Linked DNA regions of Homo sapiens: all the other regions are linked to region 3. The links are chromatin contacts, found by Hi-C in ENCODE. All regions are on one chromosome and are shown on one strand. The core of a region is the stretch at or near the end of the contact, and the rest is flanking DNA. Distances in the headings are between cores, read along the strand shown.

What was found. Hi-C counts contacts between places; a loop is a spot of excess contacts on that map. Pooled maps may share reads with other maps.
Region 1: a loop to region 3 is called in a map of Right ventricle myocardium superior, with 2.0 times the contacts of the local background. The contact joins the enhancer-like site here to the promoter of LINC02946 in region 3. A Hi-C loop is called at or near these places in 3 of 168 maps with a recorded cell type or tissue (Right ventricle myocardium superior, aorta and cardiac septum) and 1 of 50 pooled maps.
Region 2: a map of aorta shows a loop between it and region 3 (2.1-fold over the local background). The contact joins the enhancer-like site here to the promoter of LINC02946 in region 3. A Hi-C loop is called at or near these places in 1 of 168 maps with a recorded cell type or tissue (aorta).

What each region holds. Positions count from the first base shown.
Region 1 is chr2:105,884,560-105,888,103 of GRCh38, reverse strand. All of the region lies in intron 4 of NCK2 (NCK adaptor protein 2), which reads right to left. Among named protein-coding and RNA genes, the nearest start is that of NCK2, 140 kb to the right of the region's middle. Within about 2 kb of position 1,788, at least 2 of the 41 ENCODE cell types and tissues checked have a DNase peak (open chromatin) inside an H3K27ac peak, as active enhancers do.
Region 2 is chr2:105,901,469-105,904,884 of GRCh38, reverse strand. No RefSeq gene overlaps it. Among named protein-coding and RNA genes, the nearest start is that of NCK2, 160 kb to the right of the region's middle. Within about 2 kb of position 1,589, at least 2 of the 41 ENCODE cell types and tissues checked have a DNase peak (open chromatin) inside an H3K27ac peak, as active enhancers do.
Region 3 is chr2:105,608,921-105,612,759 of GRCh38, reverse strand. LINC02946 (long intergenic non-protein coding RNA 2946) reads left to right here and starts at 2,201. Exons shown (of 4, transcript NR_038891.1): 1 at 2,201-2,432. It overlaps LOC107985929 (a long non-coding RNA gene), which reads right to left and starts at 1,611. Exons shown (of 3, transcript XR_001739626.2): 1 at 1,481-1,611; 2 at 1,215-1,368.

The DNA.
Region 1 (3,544 bases), core at 539-3,038, 280 kb before region 3:
TTTAGGCTTTAGATTCTGTGTTTGAATACAACTAAGTGCAAGAACCCTATTTAGCTCCACATCCCCACACCGGGCTCAGAGTATCTGGTGTTCAACAAACGTGCAGACTTAAAAATTTCTAATTTTGACTACCTCTTCCATTATTCATTCCTTTAGGTAATTCTTACACCTCATCTCTTTGCAATTTGTGCTCGCGATAAGTGGGTACTTTTAGAAAAGAACAGTAGAGAGCACACTCTTTGATCCCATCTCTATGGCTTTGCCAGCTTGATCCATTGCCTCAAATACTTGCTGAAAAGCACCTTTGCAGTTTTATAAAACAGATGTCCTGATCAGATACGCCTCTCCCTCTCTCAAGATTTAATCATTGTTTTCTCATAGAAGGAAAAAAATGAATGCCGAGGACAGACTTTAATATCCTTTATTTCCTCCTCCATTCCTGAAAGCTTATGTATTAATGCGATTTTCTTCTAAGCACAATAGTCATGAGGAAACGGGAGGGAGGGGCCTTGCTCCAGGTACTTTTGGTTCTTTAAACCTTAAAACTTCTCCTTATCTTTCACTTTGGACTTTATGAAATGATGAGGGTAGAAATGCCCTTTGTGTGATTCACCAGGCCTTCCACACAGACCCTGGACTGATCTCCAGCCACGCTGAAGTCTCCAAGCATCAATAATCTACACATCTCCTTCTACCCCCAGAGAGAGGTCACCCTGTTGGTTTCTTATCACAAGTTGTATCATTCTTTTCTTTTGGTAAAGACATGTTTTTCCCCTTTTACTTCTTTACAGAAGGCACTCTTCTGTCCACAGAAGTGGTTCATTTACCTCCCAAAAGTGAGAACAAATGGGTTAGAGGCAAATCGTGATCCACTGATTAATAGTTTCTCTGTTTTTATCTCAGAAAAACTGCCTTTCAGTTTTACCATTCTATTTGGTCACCTGCCCTAGTTGTCTAAGGTAGCCTTCTTTTAATAAAAATTACTCCTGCCTATACTTATGCTGCTAGCTGTCAGTTGACCCTATGTTCTTTGTTTTTACATCAGATTATCTCTTCCTTGCCCCAAGTGTGAAGAGTCTCACCAGCTTTTCCTATTCTCCTATCAATGTTCACTCTATAAAATATTTACTCCACAGGCCTGAAGCCAATCCACACTGACATGTTCAAATATTCATCTCATTAACTTTGGAAGTAATCTTATTTACATAAATGAAAAGTCAATCATCAACTACAGAGCAGCTGTCCAAGTCCCATCTACCTAATCTAGGCAAACGGAGCGTTCCCTGTCCACTTTCCAGTTAGTATGCATGTGTGTGGTTAGCCCTCCCTATCCCCAAATGTATTTCCTAAAGTCACATGTAATACCTCACCATATAGACCTGTAGAATATTGTCCTTGTTATTCTTTGTCTTTCCATAGTGTCATACCTGATGTGACTGAGTGATACATTTAAGTCAGAATTTTACCATATTACACAACAGTATGCAAAAGGGCTTGAATCAAGTGCATACTCCACAACGTAGTGGTTCTCAAATTGGCGCATCAGAATTATTCAGGAGTTCATAGGTTCTCAGGATTTGGAACAAAAAAAGGACTCAGAGGGCTTCTTCAAACCAAGGTTGCAGAGCCCTACCCCAGAGATTCGAAGTCAGCAAGCTGGGGCAATCTGCATTCTAGCAAGTTTGCTGGTGATGCTGGATGTTGTCTGTTTTAAAGGTCAGCATTGAAGAGCCAGCCAGAGTGAGAAGGCAGAGTCTTCAAGGGCTCTGGCCCATTTGAGAATCAGAATCAGGTGATGAGCACTAAACTTCCAGATAACAGCCTGTACTGCATGATCTTGCAGGCCTTTCCATCTTCAAGAGTTAAATATGCTTAAAATTAGAACTATTACAAAAATCCAGGCTTAAAACTTCCATTTGGTACTGGGCAAAAAGCCTGGCAATTAAAAATAACTTGTTATCTTTGAAACTGGAAAGATGCCTACAGGCACTGCTCACAGCAACCTAAGGTTAAGTCATCTTAACATTAACTCATTTATGAAGAAACACCATGGATCACGGAGCCTAACCATGAAACCCTGGAAGCAGCTTTCACATTGCTCTGACAATCTACCTCCTCCTAATTCATCAGCAGAAACACAGCAAATACAGCACGTTTATTTTCAAACTCTAAACAGTAAAAAACAAACAAACAAAAACACAAAAAAGCCCCCCAAAAAACTCAACAGAAATATACTTCAAGAGATAAATCCCACTCAACAAAAGCTTCAGTTCTAAATGAAGTTCAGCTTTATGACAATATTTTTATAATTCATGGAAATGTAGTATTATGCAGAAATGGTTTTAATAACAGCTGCAAGAATATATAAAACCACTAAGAATGCATCATAGGGATCAAGGGTTTTCAAAGTGTGGTCCCAAAAGCAGCAGCATCACCACCAAGAAACGTGCTATTAATAGAAATGCAAATTCTTGGGCCCCAGACCTCCTGAATCAGTACCATTTCAGGTAGGACCCAGCAATTTGTTTTAACAAGCTTCAAGGCAATTCTGATACACACTACATACAGTTAGAGAATCATTATTTAGAGAAATGGAATGATGAAATTGCCTGAAAATAGAGTTTTGGGTAAAAGTTATAATTTCTTTAAGAAATATTATAACTTTAAAAATACAGAAAGGAGCTATTCTATTTTATTTCCCAGCCAAATACTTTTCATATATTTTAAAAAAGAGAAATGAAACAAATATGTGCATTAAATTATCCTTAGCGAGACAGTTTTTCTCTACTGGAAAAAAAAGTACTGTATGACAAAAAATATTAGTATCTAATACTATTGCAGGACATAATAAATACATGATATCTTCGGGAACTAAAATCTTACAGAGGAAAATGGCCTCCCGCACTTGCAGGCCAGCTCTGCACCTTTTCCAACCATATCCTAGTTGTGATCTGTCATTTTCTGAACAAGCTTTACAAGGATGGGAGATGCAGCAATTAAGAAAATAAAATATTGACAACTTGTACAGTTTACCAGAAACCCAGTAAAGGGTTACTGTTCATTTTAAGTACAGCTTTCTAGCCACATCCATAGAATCAATGTGGACAAAATGTAATATAAAAGGATTTATAATGGACACACACAGGGTGAGTAGGATTTCTGAGTTTTCTGGATTTAAGCAGGTATGGCTCACAGGTGAAGGTATGATAACGAAATATGGAGAATAAGCAACAACAATGCATCACCTTTAGCTGCTAAGGATAAATGACAATTGTAGATGAGAGAGGAGAGCGAGGGAGGAGGAAGAAATGGAAGGACAAGCAGTAGGTACTGAAGTTCAGGACAGGAAAGAGGGTCCAAGAGGTTCGTTCGTTTGTTGGTTCACTGATTCATCTAACATATCCAACAGATACTTCTGAAATACCCAGCACTTACTGATAGTGGATAGTGTAGCATGTGGCAATGTTTGTCTTCCCTGAAATACGCACCCCTCAATATCGTCAAGCAAGGGTCTAGCTCATTTACACTGCAATCACTCAGGATA
Region 2 (3,416 bases), core at 340-2,839, 290 kb before region 3:
TCTCTCTTGTTGCCCAGGCTGGAGTGCAATGGTGCAATCTGGGCTCACTGTGACCTCCACCTTCTGGGTTCAAGAGATTCTGCAAATTGCTGGGATTACAGGTGTGAGCCACTATACCCTGCCAGAAAATTATTTTCTAATACCACCGGGAAACCAAACAAATTCCAGAGAAGAAATCTTTCTCCTATTTTCCTACCACCAGTATAACCAATATGAATATCTACTTTTACTCAACTTAAATTTGGTTTCCATGCAATTTAAAAATATTCAACTTTTTTCTCTATATTTTTCATCCAGATAATAAAAAAGATGTATAAAAAAGTGAAGAAAATTAAGATTCCTCCAAATGATTTATTTCTAAATGGATTTGTAACCAGTATCACTTTCCCTACCTCAAAAAAAGCACAACCTGAAAGATTTTCCACCACAGATAATCCAAGGCTACCCCACAGTATATGGGTGGGCAGTTCCCAAAGACAAATTCCAAATGCACCTTTAACAAAGACAGCACCTGTTATTCTCCAACACCTCAAGCCACCACTGTCATAGAACTAACGGGATATGAATGCTATTTGGACGTCTGCAGTTTTTATTTTTTTATTTTTTGAGATGGAGTCTTGCTCTTTCGCCCAAGCTGGAGTGCAGTGATGTGATCTCAGCTCACTGCAACCTCCACCTCCCAGGTTCAAGCGATTCTCCAGCCTCAGCCTCCTGAGTAGCTGGGATTACAGGTGTGCGCCACCACGCCCCACTGATTTTTGTATTTTTAGTAGAGGTGGGGTTTTGCCATGTTGGCCAGGCTGGTCTCGAACTCCTGGCCTCAAGTGATCCACCTACCTTGGCCTCCCAAAGTGCTGGGATTACAGGCGTGAGCCACCGTGCCTGGCCGGATATTTGCATTCTGATTGGGCAAGTATTTTAGTTTCATTACCTCAATGTCAAGCCTCCCTCATCTTTTTATTCTCTGCTCTTCACTGCACAGGACAGGACCTCCCTGGCACTTGTGGAAATGAATATTACTGACATCCCATTCCCTGTGGGACTGGATGGAGTTCTAGGTTAAAATCATTTGAACACAGTGTCTCTATGGTACTACATGTAGATGTAGTCTGAAATCTTGTATAAGTCACTACTAGCTTCATTTAGATAATAATTTAGCACATTAACCTATTTTTTTCCTTTTCATTAAGCCCATTTAACCAGCTATACAAATGTGCTAAGTATTTCACATTACGCAGTTTACATTGTCTAAATGTACAACAACGCCTAACAACTCTAATATCCCCCTCAAATGGCTGTATTAAAAAATGCAGCTCTGCACCAGTGTTTTGGAGGTACAGAGTTCTCAGCACTGGCTGGAGGTCAAGCCGCTGGTGAGGAGCACCCAGGCTCAGATGCAGGGTGTGCACCGATGGAGGCGCACTCCACCACCATGAGCACAGGCCTTTGCTTTACACAAGTCCACTGACTTTCTGGACTAGGGGCTTCCTTGGGCCATGACCTAATCTTGGAAGGCCACATGCCCCCACCAACCAGCAGATGCTTGAGGACAAGGCCCTGGTGCCCTGGTTCCTGACCAAATGCTGGCCACTGGAGAGGAGCTCAGGGATTTTTTGAAAGCTGTCAAAGGCGAGCTTTCACACCAGCTGTCAGGCTTGTCTATCTTCAATAGTCATTTAGTGTCAGGTAGCAGGATCTGCCAAAGATAGAACAGCACGAGTCTTTCCAGTGAGTTTGTATGGCTAGTAGCTGTGCTGTGGGAAACCTGATGGAGGTTAAGGCAAGTAAGACAGTTAACAAAAGAGAAAAATAATCACTCTGGGCCTTAAAGATCAGACATTTCTTTCTATATCAGTAGTCCCCAACCTGGATTGGCTTTGTGGAAGACAACTTTTCCACAAACCTGTGTGTGTGTGTGTGTGTGTGTGTGTGTGTGTGACGGTTTTGGGATGAAACTGTTCCATCTCAGATCATCAGGCATTAGTTACATTCTCATAACGAGTGCACAACCTAGGTCCCTTGCATGCACAGTTCACAATAGGGTTTGCACTCCTATGAGAATCTAATGCTGCCACGGATCTGACAGGAGGCGGAGCTCAGGGAGTAATGCTCACTCGCTTGCCTGCTGCTCACTTCCTGCTGTGAAGCCTGGGTCCTAACAGGCCATGGACCAGTAGTGGTCCATGGTCCAGGGGTTAGGGACCCCTATTCTATATGGCCCAAGGAGAAGGACATGCTGTAGATGGCATGCATTGAGAGCAACGTGTTTCCCTAGAGGTTTCAAGTAGACTAGACTAGAACCCAAAGTGCAGGTCCAAACCACCTCATTGGAATCTTCCAGCAGCATGTTAAAAATGCAGATAGAGATTTTTTGGGGCAAGAAGGCCAACTAGATGCAGCCAGGTGGAACAGCTGCCACTGAGGGACCAAGACCACTGGCACAGTCCTAACAGATCTTCAGAGGGAAGGCTGTGAGAGTACATGGAGGGAAGATACAGAAGCTGAGCTGAATGGGGAGGAAGTTGGGAACCCTGAATGGAAGGGCTACTGCACACCAGGACTCACTCCTGGCCCCCAGTGACTCTGGGGTAATGGGTGAATTGAACTGACAAGGAGCAACCTGCTCTCACCACGGGCACCTGGAATCCTGGCAGGAGACCCTTCGACCACTGTGGACACTCGAGTTTGCAGGGAGAGCTGCTTAGAGAAGTGGTAGTGGGGCATGCCAACTGATGCAGAGCCCAGAGGGTTTGGTGTGGGAGCATCTGCAGTGGAGCATGGTCAGGGATGCCCAGCCTCCTAGGCTCGACTTGTTCTCATAGGAGACTTTAGCCCTCTGCGAACTGTCAGACCTGAACTCTGCAGAGCTGTCTTGCCCATCAGACAGGGCCAGTCTGGACCTCAGTGCCCTTGGTCTGCTGGCCTCTCCTGAGGCCCCAGCCTGGCTGAGTCCACTTGCAGGAAAGCCTCAGCTACCTTGGGGGCCCACATCCTGCACTGGTGCACCATGGCTGACTAATGGAGAATTCCAGTGAGGTGTCCCCCACGGCCATGCAGCAACCTGCTTGCTTCCTCCCCCAACAGCAGCTTCCCCAAGGCCCATAGCCACCCCCAACATTGCTTTGCCAGAGTGTGTGTGCCAGCAGGTTTTGCCTTCCCTGCCCTGTCAGTAAGCATGTCTGCATGCATCCAACACTGCCACAGGAGTGAATCTTCTTCAACTAGCTAGAGAGGCCAACATTCAAATTCAGGAAATGCAGAGAACCCCAGTAAGATACTTCAAAATAAGATCAATCCCACAACACGTAATCATCAGATTTTCCAAGGTTGAAATGCAAGAAAGAATGCTAAAGTCAGCTAGAGGGAGAGGGAAAGTCACCTACAAAGGGAATCCCATCAGGCTAACAGCAGACCTC
Region 3 (3,839 bases), core at 952-3,451:
CCCTGATGGCCATCGTGAGTGCTTGAGATCTGCTTCTAACTAGGCAGGATCTCAGGTCCTCAGCACCTATAAACATGGTTATTGGCTAAAGATCTAAGGTTCCATGTTATGTCCAATCTTTTCTAAGCTGGAAACTGAGCAATTTTCAGAAAAAAAAAAAAAAAAAAAAAAAAAAAATGAACCTAGCTGGGGAGGGTGGTGGGCTCACATGTCTAGCACCCCCAGACAGAAAGTCTTAGCATTATACAGGCTGGTTTCTGTCTCTATAATCTCATCCCCTGTATTTTTCCACAGATGCTGTACTTCAGATTCTAGAATTAGGAGAATTTGACCAGCTTAATAAGTGTCCAAATAAGTGATTTCTACTCCCACTTCCTTAACATGCAATTGCCGAATAAACAAACCCACAAAGGCAAGGCAGCAATGTGTATTCTGAAACCAGGTTTTTAAGGCCTGATTTGGAGTTGTCTTCCTATTGGACCCCAGCTCTTGGGTTCAAAGTCGACGATCATTTGTACGAATGCCATGGTATATTTAAGTGAGTGGTTACAGCTGTTTCAGTTTCTTCCTCGCCAGTGTTTGGGGATCGGTGAGTGGGCCAAGCCAGGACTCACCCCCTGCAAGTTCACAGAGGCCTCAAACTCTGACAAGCAGAAGTTTCCATCTTAAAGACTGACAGGTATACCTAGAGATTGAAAATTAACATCCAGAATATTGCTTTCCCAAACATTATATGTTTATTTAAGACTCTGAATGCTATGTTGGCTCTAGCCTTGAATCTCTGCACATTTCAAGGGATTCTGTACTTCTTGATTACTAAAACATATGGAAATTGTACAAATCCAGCATGAAAGGCATTCTTTTTCTTTTTAAAGGGACTGCTTCTATATTCCACATTTCAAAAACCTCATCTGGGTTAGAAATGTAGGTATGTCCTTCACTGATGAGGTTTGGAAACATTTTGAAATCTCATTTTTAAACAATAAAGAAATATTTTTACGACACTTTAAAAAGTTTTAATTCTAATTGTTCATTATGTCACTAATGTGTCATTCGCTTGGCTATAGTAGTTGGATTTTTCTGAAACGTTTTGGTATATTATTTTCTTCACATTTGTGACTTCAACATAGTAACCAGATTGTCCTATATTTTGTTGGGTTCCTTTGTTGTAGTCTCTGAAGGCACATTTTTTTTTTCTTGTTCTCTAGACTCACCTTTTACTCCAAATTTCCATATTTCTCTTTATCTCTGATCCTCTTCTTGGGAAACGTGATAGAGGGAGCAAAGTCTGACAGGCTGATTTAGACATCTCAGAGGGTTGATTCAAAACAGTAGTTCTGTCTGTCAAACACACTTCAATGGTGCTGCCTGCAAATACAGAAGAGGGATATGGAATGGGAGGGCCGGGAAGGGATGGGAGCCCAAAGCCCGGCAGTGACCACAGAAGGATGAATTGCAGTGAATCCTTTATTTTGCTGACCTCTTTGCACAGATCATTTGTGTGTTGGTTCTGGTTTAATATTCCAGGTGACTCATGCTTGGGCAGATTCCCTCATCCCTGGTGCCAGCTTCCTCTGAAATATGCTGAGCATCGGCCTCACAGGTGTGAAGAGGAAAGGAATAATTAGAGATTATCCAACAGACTGTGCAGAGTGCTCCATGAATGTAAGGTACACAAATAAAACAAAATTAGCCAAATCCTCTCTGCAAATAAAAAAGTCATCCCTCCAATATTTGCCTAGAGAGGAGGCAGGCCTGACGGGAGAAGCAGGCGGCTTTGTCTGCGGAGCGTCCTCTCCCACCGACCACAGCAAATATTTCCTGTGCTTTCCGTCTCCAGGGTCAATTTCAGCCCTCTTACAAAGGCTCAATTTACGTTAGCAAATTCCAACTCATGAAAGCTCAGTTGTTCCCCTTGCAAACTAAAAATGGAAACCTCTAGTTTGCTGCTTTGGGCTGTTTAGTTGAAGGACGGCGTCATGGGGTTTGCTCTGTGTTCTGCGGTGTTTGAAGCAAAAACCGCCACAGGACCCTCGTGCTTCTGGAAGGAGCAGGCTTGCTCTATCTAAGCTGTCTCCTTCCGGTTCATATGACGGCAGCAAAGAAGTCAGGCCAAGTTCATTCACACCCAGACTGAGGCCCTTATCATCTGGGCTTTAAGAACTCTGTTTCTTGTTGCCATTATTCATCCTGGGAGGCATCCGGCTGCACCTCGGCTCCTTGCTTCCTCCGCCTCCCCATCTCTTTTAAGCAGGTTAGAAACAAATCAAAAGACTCATCCTTCAGAAATCTAGACACGAGGGAAACAGTGCAAAGCTAGTCTAACCTGGCCTTAGGATTTGTTCTGCTCAGAGCACCACCAGGCCTACTTCATCTGTCTGCTATGTTCTTCATTCTGTGCAATATCAAAACGGAGAAATATCCATCACATGGTAAGTTTAGCAACACTCTGCTCTCAATTAACAACGATAAAAGGGTGTGGCGCAGCATGCATTTCGCAGGGTCACATCGCAGAAGGTTTCATGCACAAATATCTCAGCTTATCTAAAGCAGAAAAGCCCAGCTGGGAAGCCTTGGCAGCCCACCTGCCTCGCAGGCAGAGCCAAACGCCCGCAAGAGAGGCTGCTGGTCCCATAGAAGGAGCAGAATTCTCTGCTTTCAGGACCTGGCCAAATGAGAGCCCTCTTCTGTCAGAATGTTCACGTAAATGGGAAGCTTGTATGAAGCCATAAACAAAATGAAAGAGAGGAGGGTGCACTTTCCTTGGGGCTCAGGTCAAAGGTCAAGTGGCCAATCAGCCAACAGCCTCCACTCACATAGAAGTGTGCCGGCTTCCCAGGCCTCGCCTCCCCCAAAGTGCACCCCCTGCTTGTTTCCAACATCCTCTTTCCAGGCCTCTTTGGGGTTTAGTCACAAGCGCTTGGAGAAGCAGTTGCTTGATGAGAGCTGCCTGTGGGGAGTGTAGGGAGGGGAAGGGTGCAGGCTAGAGGCCTGGGTAGTGAGGGTGACGATAGGGGCTGCGTGGCCCAGCCCCTGGGGCAGCGTGGCCCAGCCCCTGGGGCAGCCTGAGCCTGGGAAGATTGAGCACCCCACAACAGAGAGGGCCCAGTCTGAGGGCTCCAGAACATCTTGAGGAAATCACGGTGTTTAGTGTTATTTGTGAAAGCTTTGCAAATGCCAGTCACTCAGCAAGCCTGTTCATTTCCACGGTGTCCATGGCGAGGCAGGACTTCTGCAACACCAGGCAGCACAGAGAAAGTGCTTGGGATGCACAGGGCAGAGGGCAGCCTGCTGTTGGGCAGGGTCCTGGGATCCACAGGGCAGAGGCCGGTCTGCCGTGGGGCAGGGTCCTGGAAGCTGCTCCTCCCATCCTATCTCCATTCACACTCAAGAAAATATAATAATTGTCTTCTAAAGGGTATCTTGAAGGCCAAAGGCACCAATGTTTAGCCTTCTGGTCATCTCCAATTGTGTTTGTGAGGGAGTCTACCGTGGCTCCCTACTCCCACCCTTGGCAGAGTTGGGGACCCCCCTTTTCATGCTTATACATGAATATATGTTCCTGCCAGGAGCTCAGAAGTGCTGCTGGGAATAGAGGAGCTTGAGGTCATTGACCTCCTGGAATCCCAGCACTTTGGGAGGCCAAAGCAGGGTGACTGCTTGAGCCCAGGTGTTTGAGACCAGCCTGGGCAATGTGGCAAAATCCTGTCTCTACAAAAAAAAAAAAAAAAAAATTAGCTGAGTGTGGTGGTACGCATCTGTGGTCCTAGCTACTTGGGAGGCTGAGGCAGGAGGATTGCTTGAGCCCAGGAGGTTGAGGTTGCAGTGAGCCGAGATGA